Linked DNA regions of Homo sapiens: region 2 is linked to region 1. Evidence: chromatin contacts called from ENCODE Hi-C or POLR2A ChIA-PET data. All regions are on one chromosome and are shown on one strand. Each heading gives the region's core, a stretch centred on a gene start or an enhancer-like site at or near the end of the contact. The rest is flanking DNA. Distances are from core to core; before and after follow the strand shown.

What was found. Hi-C counts contacts between places; a loop is a spot of excess contacts on that map. ChIA-PET counts read pairs that join two places held with the same protein, here RNA polymerase II (POLR2A). Pooled maps may share reads with other maps.
Region 2: a pooled map shows a loop between it and region 1 (3-fold over the local background). The contact joins two enhancer-like sites. A Hi-C loop is called at or near these places in 2 of 37 single-sample maps with no recorded cell type and 6 of 50 pooled maps. POLR2A ChIA-PET finds 5 or more read pairs at or near these places in 11 of 52 experiments (CD4-positive, alpha-beta T cell, GM10248, HCT116 and 7 more).

The regions. Positions count from the first base shown.
Region 1 is chr1:226,795,101-226,800,524 of GRCh38, forward strand. No RefSeq gene overlaps it. Among named protein-coding and RNA genes, the nearest start is that of ITPKB, 59 kb to the left of the region's middle. RefSeq lists an enhancer at 4,208-4,257. Within about 2 kb of position 3,976, at least 11 of the 41 ENCODE cell types and tissues checked have a DNase peak (open chromatin) inside an H3K27ac peak, as active enhancers do; they include CD4-positive, alpha-beta T cell, where a contact is called at or near this core.
Region 2 is chr1:226,687,097-226,692,143 of GRCh38, forward strand. The region is part of intron 2 of ITPKB (inositol-trisphosphate 3-kinase B); the gene reads right to left. Among named protein-coding and RNA genes, the nearest start is that of ITPKB-IT1, 15 kb to the left of the region's middle. RefSeq lists a silencer at 590-639 and an enhancer at 1,502-2,001. Within about 2 kb of position 3,480, at least 16 of the 41 ENCODE cell types and tissues checked have a DNase peak (open chromatin) inside an H3K27ac peak, as active enhancers do; they include CD4-positive, alpha-beta T cell, where a contact is called at or near this core.

The sequences.
Region 1 (5,424 bases), core at 2,726-5,225:
GTCTTTCTTTCCGTCATTTGCTTAATAATCATTTATAGAGAGGCTACTACGTGCTTGGGACACAAGAGAACAAATTAGATACCACCCCTGCCCTCATGAAGTATTCAGTCTGCCAGGGGGGTGAGGGTGGAGTGAGCAGAGGACAGGCATTTATCAGATACCACACATAAGGATGTTCAATTATAACCAGGCTAAGCGTTGTACCATAAAGGTATGTGATGGCCTGGGCTGGAGGAAAGAGGTAACCTCATTGTCATTCCCAGCTCTGTGCTGTCTCCACCATCACTGCATTGGCTGCGGACTGTAGCAGAGCCTCCTTCCTGCCTCTCCCTCTCCAGTCCATCTTGCAGCTCCTTTTACTACCGACCTTCCCACAGCCCTGCTTTCTGTACTGGGTAGCTCCGTAACACACGATTGCTCAGTATTGTCTATTGTCTTTTACTTTCTTTTTTTTCTTTTTCTTTTTTTTTTTTGAGACGGAGTCTCCATCAGTTGCCCAGGCTGGAGTGCAGTGGAGCAATCTCGGCTTACTGCAAGCTCCGCCTCCCGGGTTCACGCCATTCTCCTGCCTCAGCCTCCCGAGTAGCTGGGACTACAGGCGCCCGCCACCACGCCCAGCTAATTTTTTGTATTTTTAGCAGACACGGGGTTTCACCGTGTTAGCCCGGGTGGTCTCGATCTCCTGACCTCGTGATCCACCTGCCTTGGCCTCCCAAAGTGCTGGGATTACAGGCGTGACCCACCGCGTCCGGCCTTCTTTGTTTTTTTTTTTTTTTTTTTGAGACAGGGTCTGGCTGTGTCACTTAGTCTGGAATGCAGTGGCAAGATCATAGCTCACTGCATCCTCGAACTCTTGGGCTTAAGCGATCCTCCCACCTCTGCCACCTGAGTAGCTAGGACAACAGATACACCACCATGCCCAGCTGAGTTTTGTTTTTTGTTTTTAATTTTTGTAGAGACAGGGTCTTGCTATGTTGCCCAGGCTGGTCTCAAGCTCCTGGGCTCAAGCAGTCCTTCTGCCTCAGCCTCCTGAAGTGCTAGGATTATAGGCATGAGCCATCATGCCCAGCTCCTATTGCCAATTGTCTTAAGGTTAAAGAACTCTGTCTAGCTTGGCCCTCCTGGGGGATCTCACTTCTCCCAGGGTCTCCACTAGCCCATATGGCACCTTTGGTGCAGATTTTTAAAAGGTGGCTCTTGCTGGGCGTGGTGGCTCACACCTGTAACCCTAGCACTTTGGGAGGCTGAGGCGGGTAGATCACAAGGTCAGGAGATCGAAACCATCCTGGCCAACACGGTGAAACCCCGTCTCTACTAAAAATACAAAAATTATCTAGGCGTGGTGGCAGGTGCCTGTAATCCCAGCTACTCAGGAGGCTGAGGCAGGAGAATTGCTTGAACCTGGGAGGTGGAGGTTACTGTGAGCCAAGATAGCTCCACTGCACTCCAGCCTGGCAACATAAGGGAGACTCTGTCTCAAAAAAAAAAAAAACAAAAAACAAAAAAAACAACAAAAAAAAGGTGGCTCTTCCAGCCTTTGACCAGGGCATACAGCTTGGGGACCCAAGCTCAGGTTGAATTTCAGTCCCTAATTCTCTGCTTTCCTGTTTTACCTCCGCAACTAGACCACATCTGTCCGGAGCAGAAATTTTCATCTTTTTTGTATTTTGATTCTCACAGCTGTCAACTAAGCCCTGGACACAAGGCACAGTATCTTCCTGGGGATAGATATGACCAACTGACTGATTCTTTTTTTTTTTTGAAATGGAGTCTCACTCTGTTGCCCGGGCTAGAGTACAGTGGTGCGATTTCGGTTCACTGCAACCTCTGTAACCTGTGTCTAAGCAATTCTCCTGCCTCAGCCTCGCTGGTAGCTGGGATTACAGGCACCCACCACCACGCTGGGCTAATTTTTTGTATTTTTAGTAGAGATGGGGTTTCACCATGTTAGCCAGGATGGTCTCGATCTCCTGACCTCATGATCCACCCACCTCAGCCTCCCAAAGTGCTGCCATTACAGACGTGAGCCACCACGCCCAGCCAATTTTTGTATTTTTAATAGAGACAGGGTTTCGCCATGTTGGCCAGGCTGGTCTTGAACTCCTGATATCAGGTGATCCATGCACCTCAGCTTCCCAAAGTGCTGGGATTACATGCGTGAGCCACCGTTCCCAGCCTGACTGATTCTTAAATGACAGCAGCTTTCAGTGGAATCCTGTTCAGCCTCCACATGTGCTCTTGGAAAGTATTCACCCAACCGGAACACCACAAGACGTCTTGGAGTTTCCAGGGCAGTCCTGATTTTGAATCTTTGAATCTCACTGTCTAACCATCATCATGGAAAACTTTCTCACTGCCTTAAGGCCTCCATTTCTCCATCTGCAAAGTGGGAGGAATAGCTGGGCACTTTGTATACAGACAACTGGGAAGAGAGGACAAATCAGGGCACATTGAAACCTTCAGTGGCTGAGGGGACACAGGAGGAAGATGCGTGGTGGAGAGAAGGAGGAGGTAATGGGTCCTGTCTCTCCTGATCTTCACAAGGAGGAGGTAATAGGTCCTGTCTCTCCTGATCTTCACAAGGAGGAGGTAATGGGTCCTGTCTCTCCTGATCTTCACAAGGAGGAGGTAATGGGTCCTGTCTCTCCTGATCTTCACAAGGAGGAGGTAATGGGTCCTGTCTCTCTTGATCTTCACAAGGAGGAGGTAATGGGTCCTGTCTCTCCTGATCTTCACAAGGAGGTAATGGGACCTGTCTCTCCTGATCTTCACAAGGAGGAGGTAATGGGTCCTGTCTCTCCTGATCTTCACGAGGAGGTAATGGGTCCTGTCTCTCCTGATCTTCACAAGGAGGAGGTAATGGGTCCTGTCTCTCCTGATCTTCACAAGGAGGAGGTAATGGGTCCTGTCTCTCCTGATCTTCACAAGGAGGAGGTAATGGGTCCTGTCTCTCCTGATCTTCACAAGGAGGAGGTAATGGGTCCTGTCTCTCCTGATCTTCACAAGGAGGAGGTAATGGGTCCTGTCTCTCTTGATCTTCACAAGGAGGAGGTAATGGGTCCTGTCTCTCCTGATCTTCACAAGGAGGTAATGGGACCTGTCTCTCCTGATCTTCACAAGGAGGAGGTAATGGGTCCTGTCTCTCCTGATCTTCACGAGGAGGTAATGGGTCCTGTCTCTCCTGATCTTCACAAGGAGGAGGTAATGGGTCCTGTCTCTCCTGATCTTCACAAGGAGGAGGTAATGGGTCCTGTCTCTCCTGATCTTCACAAGGAGGAGGTAATGGGTCCTGTCTCTCCTGATCTTCACAAGTGAACCGAGTTTACCACAGGAACTGTGAGCAGTTGGGGCCTACTGCTCTGGGGAGAGCGCCTCTCACCAGTGTGGCCCTTATCTGTTTGCAAGAGCCGCCTCCTTCCTGGGCCCCAGCCACCTGTGGTTGACTGAAGCTCTCAAATGAAGTTTGACCCAACCACACAACACCCAACCTGAACACCACAATAGGTCTTGGATTTTCCAGGGCAGTCCTGATTTTGAATCTTTATCTCACTGTCTAAAAATGGTATGTTCCAGTTCAGGGCCCAAAAACCTGATCAGCTGCACACTGGGAGTCCTAGGTGAGAGGTTAAAGTGGAGACCTTGCCTTGTTTCTCACTGGCACCCCAGGCTCCCGCCTCTGAACTGTGCCACATGGGAGCACCTCTCCTGCTGCTCCTCCGTTTCCTGAGCCTGGCGCCTGCCCTCCCACTGTCCCAGGACTCATCTGACCGTCATGCCAATGGCGGGCTCACTGGGGTCTCGGGGAGATCAGGCCTTCACTGTCTAATTCATCAGGGACTAGCAGTGGGATGTGGGTTGGGGATGTTTTGGGGTGGACGGGTCTTTTGATGGGTGGCACTCAGGTCATGTCAGAACAGGGGCTGAAGGCAGGTAGAGGCAGGAGAAGCCCCGCTTCCCTCGGCATCCTGCGTGGGTGAACAGAAACAGGAAGCAGAGGAGTGTGACGGGGTTGGAGACACCAGAGCACAGTGTGATGTGATGGCTGCTCTGCGGCTCGTCAATACTGAATCTTCCAAGGGGGCCATTTCCTCATCTATACAAAGGGCCCGTAACTGGACAGGATGTGTGCTGAGTGGCTGCCCAGCTGCGGCTCCTCTCCGAGAACACCAGCCCCTGGCAGTTTCCTGAACGCAGTGACCCCGCTGCGTACCTGTGACCCCACCCCTGACCAGGCCTGGGAGCCTCTTCTGTCTGAGGCAGCCCTGTGGGAGCTGGCAGGAGGAGAGACACATGGAGGGGACTTCTGCGGCTGAGGGACAGCCAGGAGAAGGGCAGTGGGGAAACTTGTGAGTAAGCAGAAGCCACGAGGCAGGGCGAAGGCGCGTGAAGACAGAGCCGCAGGGGCACAAGGAGCAGCTGCAGACGCTGCAGGGTCCCTGGGAAACTGAGTCACGCCTTGGGCACAGTCACTCCGTGGGGCACAGCGTGGGCACTGCTTCTGAAGGCACACCTGCTGCTGTGGGATCCTGAACAACACTCCAGTTCTCCTGAAGATCTGATTGTCTTGATGCCAAACTGATTTCCAGTGTTGCTTTACTTCTAGTTTATCCCTACAATTGTGCTCCCCGGCCTGTGGGGACCAGCATTGATCTCTGTCCCTTGCAACCTGAGACAGTCAACAACTGGTCTCAGTGGTTCATCTGAACCCACTTTACAGAGGAGAAAATAGAGTCATAGAGGTCTGTGTCCAAGGTTGTGGCTGGTAAGTGCTGGAGCCAGGATTGATTCCAGCTTCTTTCCCACTATACCCAGGTATTATTGCTGAAAAAAAGGGAAACCTAGAATGTTATGCCTACAGGGTAGGCGTGAGCTCCCGCCATGGCCGGAGTTCCAGCTGTGTCCTGGTTCTCATCACCCAGACACGCTTTGAACCTGAAGGTGGAAAGTGGAAAAATGCCAAACTGGTTTGAGAAGAAAGGGGGAGAACGTCAAGTGGAAAATATTCTGTTCTCTGCCTCATCATTAGAAGAAAGGAAAGGGGTGTGTGTCTCATTTTTCTTAACAAAAGCAACACAGGAAGAAAACTGTTTATTAAACCAGGCATAGTGGCTCAGGCCTACAAACCCAGCACTTTCGGAGGCCGACGCGGGTGGATCGCTTGAGCCCAGGAGTTCGGGACAAGCCTGAGCAACATGGTGAAACTCTGTCTCTACAAAAAAACTAAAAAATTAGCTGGGCAGGATGCTGTGTGTCTGTGGTCCCAGCTACCCAAGAGGCTGAGGTGGGAGGATTATTTTGAGCCCAGGAGGTTGAGGCTGCAGTGAGCTATGATCACACCACTGCACTCCAGCCTGGGTGACAGAGACTTTGTCTCAAAAAAAATTTTTTTAAAAAGAAAAAGAAAAAGAAAACTTTAAGACACTG
Region 2 (5,047 bases), core at 2,230-4,729, 110 kb before region 1:
CTGTATATTTGTAGTCAGTGAGCAAAAAGGAATATTTAAAAAAGGAATCTTTCTATAGCGTCATTTACACTTGGGCCAAAATAAGATCAGAGTGGAACAAAATAAAATCTGGTCAAGAAGAGAAGGCAGAAATAGTGCAGAATGCTGCCAAATATTTCCACCATGAGATATAGAACCGTAAGTTATTCATAAGAGAGCTCTTCAGAGTCATGAGTCTATGGCTTCCATCCTCGGGATGAAAACAAAAATCTCACCCACTGTCCACAGTGAAACAACCAAAAGTGGGCCTTAAAGGGGAACACTAGGGTTTGGAGTCTTCTGTGCCATCTGCCCTCCCACATCACACCCTGATCCCTTGTTTCCAGCCTCCAGCTCAGAGGCCAACATAGGAACAGCCTCTACCCTCTGTCCCTGGAACAGCTTTTTCCACTGAGACCAAGGGTGCTGCCCGCTGTAAAGGAACATGAATGAGCTCAGAAACCACATCTGCTTTTGCACTTGTCAACTTGAGGCTGGCAAAACTGAGGGGTTCCATGAAACTGCAGCCCCAGCAGTTCCAGCACTGTAGGGAGCACTTACCTAGAGACACAGTGCCCTCCTGCCCTCCTGTGGCCTTGCTTGGCACAGAGGGGCCACACAGATACCAACTGTGGGAAGGATCTCTAGCTGGGCAGCATCGCCATTGCTCCTCATTGTCCAGGGGCCTTTTGTGTGTGGCTCTCTACTCAAGACCATAGGGATGGAGGTAAAAAGATTAAAAAGATACTGCTTCCGAGTTTCCTCAAGGAGCTCACCAACTTCCCCAGGTGTCTGGGGAGGAGGAAAGAGCAGCTCCTACAACCTCAAGAGTCTTTGCCAGGACCAGCCAAGGGAGTGTCTGTAACAACTATTTTTAAAAAGAAACCAGGATAAAGCTCCCAATTGCCCTACGTTTTCCTTAGGAGAAATACACCCAAAGTAGAAGCCATACCAAGTCTCAGGCCCAAGCCTCTGGCAAGAAAAAACAAATGGGCTTAGCACTTCTGATAGGGTTCACACTTCTGATAGGGTTCAGCAATGATTAAGCCCCTATGAAATGGCAAATAGTGACATTATCATACAAGAGATCCCTGCAGCCCTGGAGGGTTCCAGAAAAGAGCATAGCCTTTTAAACTGCAGCTGCCTATATATGGCAGGTACCATGCTGGCACTGGAAATGCAAAGACGAATTAGACAACATCCCTTGGGGAGCTGTTTTGCAGAGCTGTTCCGGGAAACTCAGAATGTAACCACCCCCACTCCTGACCGCCCCCCATCAGGATTGTCTCGTGTGTTCAGGGTCCCACAGAACCCAAGCCAAGAGTCACCCCCACTCTGTATCTTTGGCATTAGATAGTAATGAGGGCCAAGAGGAGAGGACAGAAAAGGAGGTCTTCCATCTGCAAAGCAACTCTTGACAGCAGCAGCCCAGCTGCTCGGGGCCACTGCCCAAAATGCTAATGAAGCCAGTCACAATTAGCAGGCTACTCAGGGGCTGCCCAGACCACAGAGCTGCTGCCACAGTCAGCTGTGCCAGAGCAGCCTGCCGGGTCCCAGGCAGAGCTTTTATGCTAGCACTTTCTCCTTCCCCTTTCACCTGGCATTTGGAATCCACCAACAATCTTTGTACCCTTCTCTCTGCCTGACCCACAAAACCACCCAAGGACGCTGGTATGACTCTCACTGATAAAGTCAAAGACAGATGGGTAGGGATAGGGATGGGAATTGGGAGAAGGGTCCAGAAAAAATGATTTGGACTCTTTTTGCTCCCATTACCAACCACTCCATTTTCCCCCCCAACAAACAAGTGCTTCCCCACTTTACTGACATCTGGATTCCACTGGCTAGTTCCACTAGCTTGGGAGCAAGTTTGCTCTCCGACCTCTTTAGAGTATTCAGCAGATGGTGATCAACACAGCCCTCTCCAAGGAGAGACGTTTAGCTTTATGAAAATTCCTAAAGAAAGCCACTGGGATATGTTTTCGTGCCAAGACATCTGACAACTGGCCTATTTTTAAAGTTCCAACCAATAATCTCTCAAAAGCACTCTACCCACAGACAAAGGGGCAATGACGAAAAAAGTAATGAGGCCAGTATTATGTTTTTGTTTTTCAAACAATCCAGAATTTACCCATCCAAATAAATAATATTCTCTTCAAAGCCTACCCCCTTAGAAAGCTCTGTGCTGATTCCACTGGGGCTGTGTTTTCTCAGAACATTTTTGGAAAGTCCTATTGTGGAGCAGCCTTTGTTTCCCAGAGAGTGTCCAGGATAAAGTTAATAAGCATCCAACCAGCAGCCGCTGCTGCGGGCCAGGTACTGTGGTAGGCCCAGGGAAGGGGAATCCTATAGGTAAATACAACAAGGTGTCTCCCTGGCAAGATGCTCACTATCCGGGTGGAGAAAGGAGGAGAAGGTTTTTGTGGGTTTTTTTCCTTTGTCGGAAGGTTTTATTTGTGTGTGTGTGTGTGTGTGTGTGTGTGTGTGTGTGTGTGTGTGCATGCATATGTGTTTGTGTACTTTTAAGTTCAGAGGTACATGTACAGGTCACATAGGTAAACTTTTGTCATGGGGGTTTGTTTTACAGATTATTTCATCACCCATGTATTAAGCCTAGTACCCATTAGTTATTTCCCCTGATCCTCTCTCTCCTCCTACCCTCTACCCTTCAAAAGGCCCCAGTATCTGTTGTTCCCCTCTATGTGTCCATGTGTTCTCATCATTTAGCTCCCACTTATAATAACATGCAGTATTTGGTTTTCGGTTCCTGTGTTGGTTTGCTGAGGAGAATGGCCTCCAGCTCCAACCATGTTCCTGCAAAGGACATGATCTCATTCCTTTCTATGGCTGCGTAGTGTTCAATGGTGTATATGTACCACATTTTCTTTATCCAGTCTACCACTGATGGGCATTTGGGTTGATTCCATGTCTTTGCCATTATGGAACAGTGCTGCAATGAACATAAACATGCATGTGTCTTTATAATAAAATGATTTATATTCTTTTGGGTATATACCCAGTAGTGAGATTGCTGGATTGAATGGTATTTCTGTCTTTAGGTCTTTGAGGAATCGCCACAGTCTTCCATAGTGGTTGAACTAATTTACACTCACACCAACAGTGTATAAGCGTTTCTTTAAGGAAGAGAAGGTGTTTTGAATACATACCATCAGCCAGGCACCGGGCAACAGCTTTTGACATGTTACATTTAATATGGATCCCAAAATCCTCTTAGATGTAGACAACCAGGCTCAGAAAAGTTAAAGTGACCTAGCCAAAGTCACACAACAAAGAAATTCTGAGACTGGTCCTGATCTGGGGCTGTCAGGCTCCCAAACTGGTCCTCTCATCCCCACAGCAGCCTGCAGTAAACACACTCTCCAGGACAGGAGGCTGAGGCAGGATAACTCACTCCTCCTACGTCAAGCACTCACCTCCTGTTTACCCTTTCATCAAGAGGCTCTGACAAGCCAGTGGGCAGGGAGAGTTTCTTCAGATATAAAACAGGACTTTTCATAACCCTAGTATTTACGTCAACTGAGAAGGACAGACACTCAGACACAGTCGCACACACTTCACTCACACACAGGACCGTCAATTCAACGTGTCCACCTACCTCACAAGCAGGCAGGGAAATCAGGCCTGCATCTCAACACGTCAAAACTAGTTTCCTGCAATAGCCAAAAGGTGGAAGCAAGCCAAGTGCCATCGGCAGATGACTGGATAAACAAAATGTGATATAGACACACAATGGATTATCATTCAGCCTTAAAAGGGAAGGAAATTCTGACACATGCTACAACAGGGATGACCCTTGAGCACATTATGCTCCATGAAATAAGCCAGACACAAAAGGACAAACGCTGTATGACTCCACTTATCCCAAGTACCGAAAATAGGCAAATTCACAAAGACAGAAAAGTAGATTAATGGTTGTAGGGGCCTAGGAGAGAGGGGAGAGGGATTATTTAATGGGTAGTTTCAGTTTGAGAAAATGAAAAAGTTCTAGAGATGGATGGTGGTGATGGCTGCGTGACAGTGTGAATGGATGTAATGCCACTAAACTGTGCACTTAAAATGGTTAAAATGGTGAATTTTATGTTATGTACACTTTGCCACATTTAAAAAAAAAAAAACCTCTGTTTTTTCTCTTTGGAAATATGGATGTATAATCTCTTCCTCAAACAAACTCTGGGCACATGCATATGACCAGTGTCTTCTATTCTCTTCCCAGCCTCAGCCCATGAGGCTTCAGATGACAGAGGCAGGAGCCGTGCTGGGGTGGGGCCTGGCTGGGGGGACTCTGCATGCACAGTAAGCAAGCATTCTAAAATCGGCCCCAGAAAATCCCCCAAATGCAGCACAGAACGCCTTAGACTGGCCTGAGTCAACAGCAGGAAGGGGAGGGCCCACAATGAGCAGCCGCATCCCCTCCCCTGAAATTTGCAAAACAGTATTTTGGCTGGTGCATTTGGCCCAATATAGAGCAGAGCAAAACATTTTTATGGAGGAACAATGAAAAGAGACTGCTAGTCCTAAGACTGAGGTCTTTAGGAAAACTTCATTCTCTGACCCATTTCAACTTTCCCTAATAAATAACAATGCTGTAATGCCAAGCAGTCTATCATGCCACCTTAGCAGCTGTGCTCTGCTCCCAAATGTTCTGTTTATGTCTCCCCATCATGTCATTGTGATGGATTCAATTTTAAACTACCCCAAGCTAATAGCAAATCCCCCAGAGCTCTGGAAGCAGCTCTGTGTTGCGTGGGCCCTGATCATGAAGGTGGATTCAGTGGTCACCCAGGGCCCACCTGGAGTCTGTAGCACTCTTTTTCCTCTGGGCTCCCAGGTACCTGCTGAACCCCAAATGGGTGCCTACAAAGGTCCAGTGAGGAAAAGTTAAGAGCCCCAGAAAAAACAAAGATAAAACGCCTGGGAGGGAATCAGTATTTATCAAGGGCCTACTACATGCAAGAGCCTTCAAAACCCTGTAACTTTCAAGTTTTATACATGAGGAAATGGAAGAAAT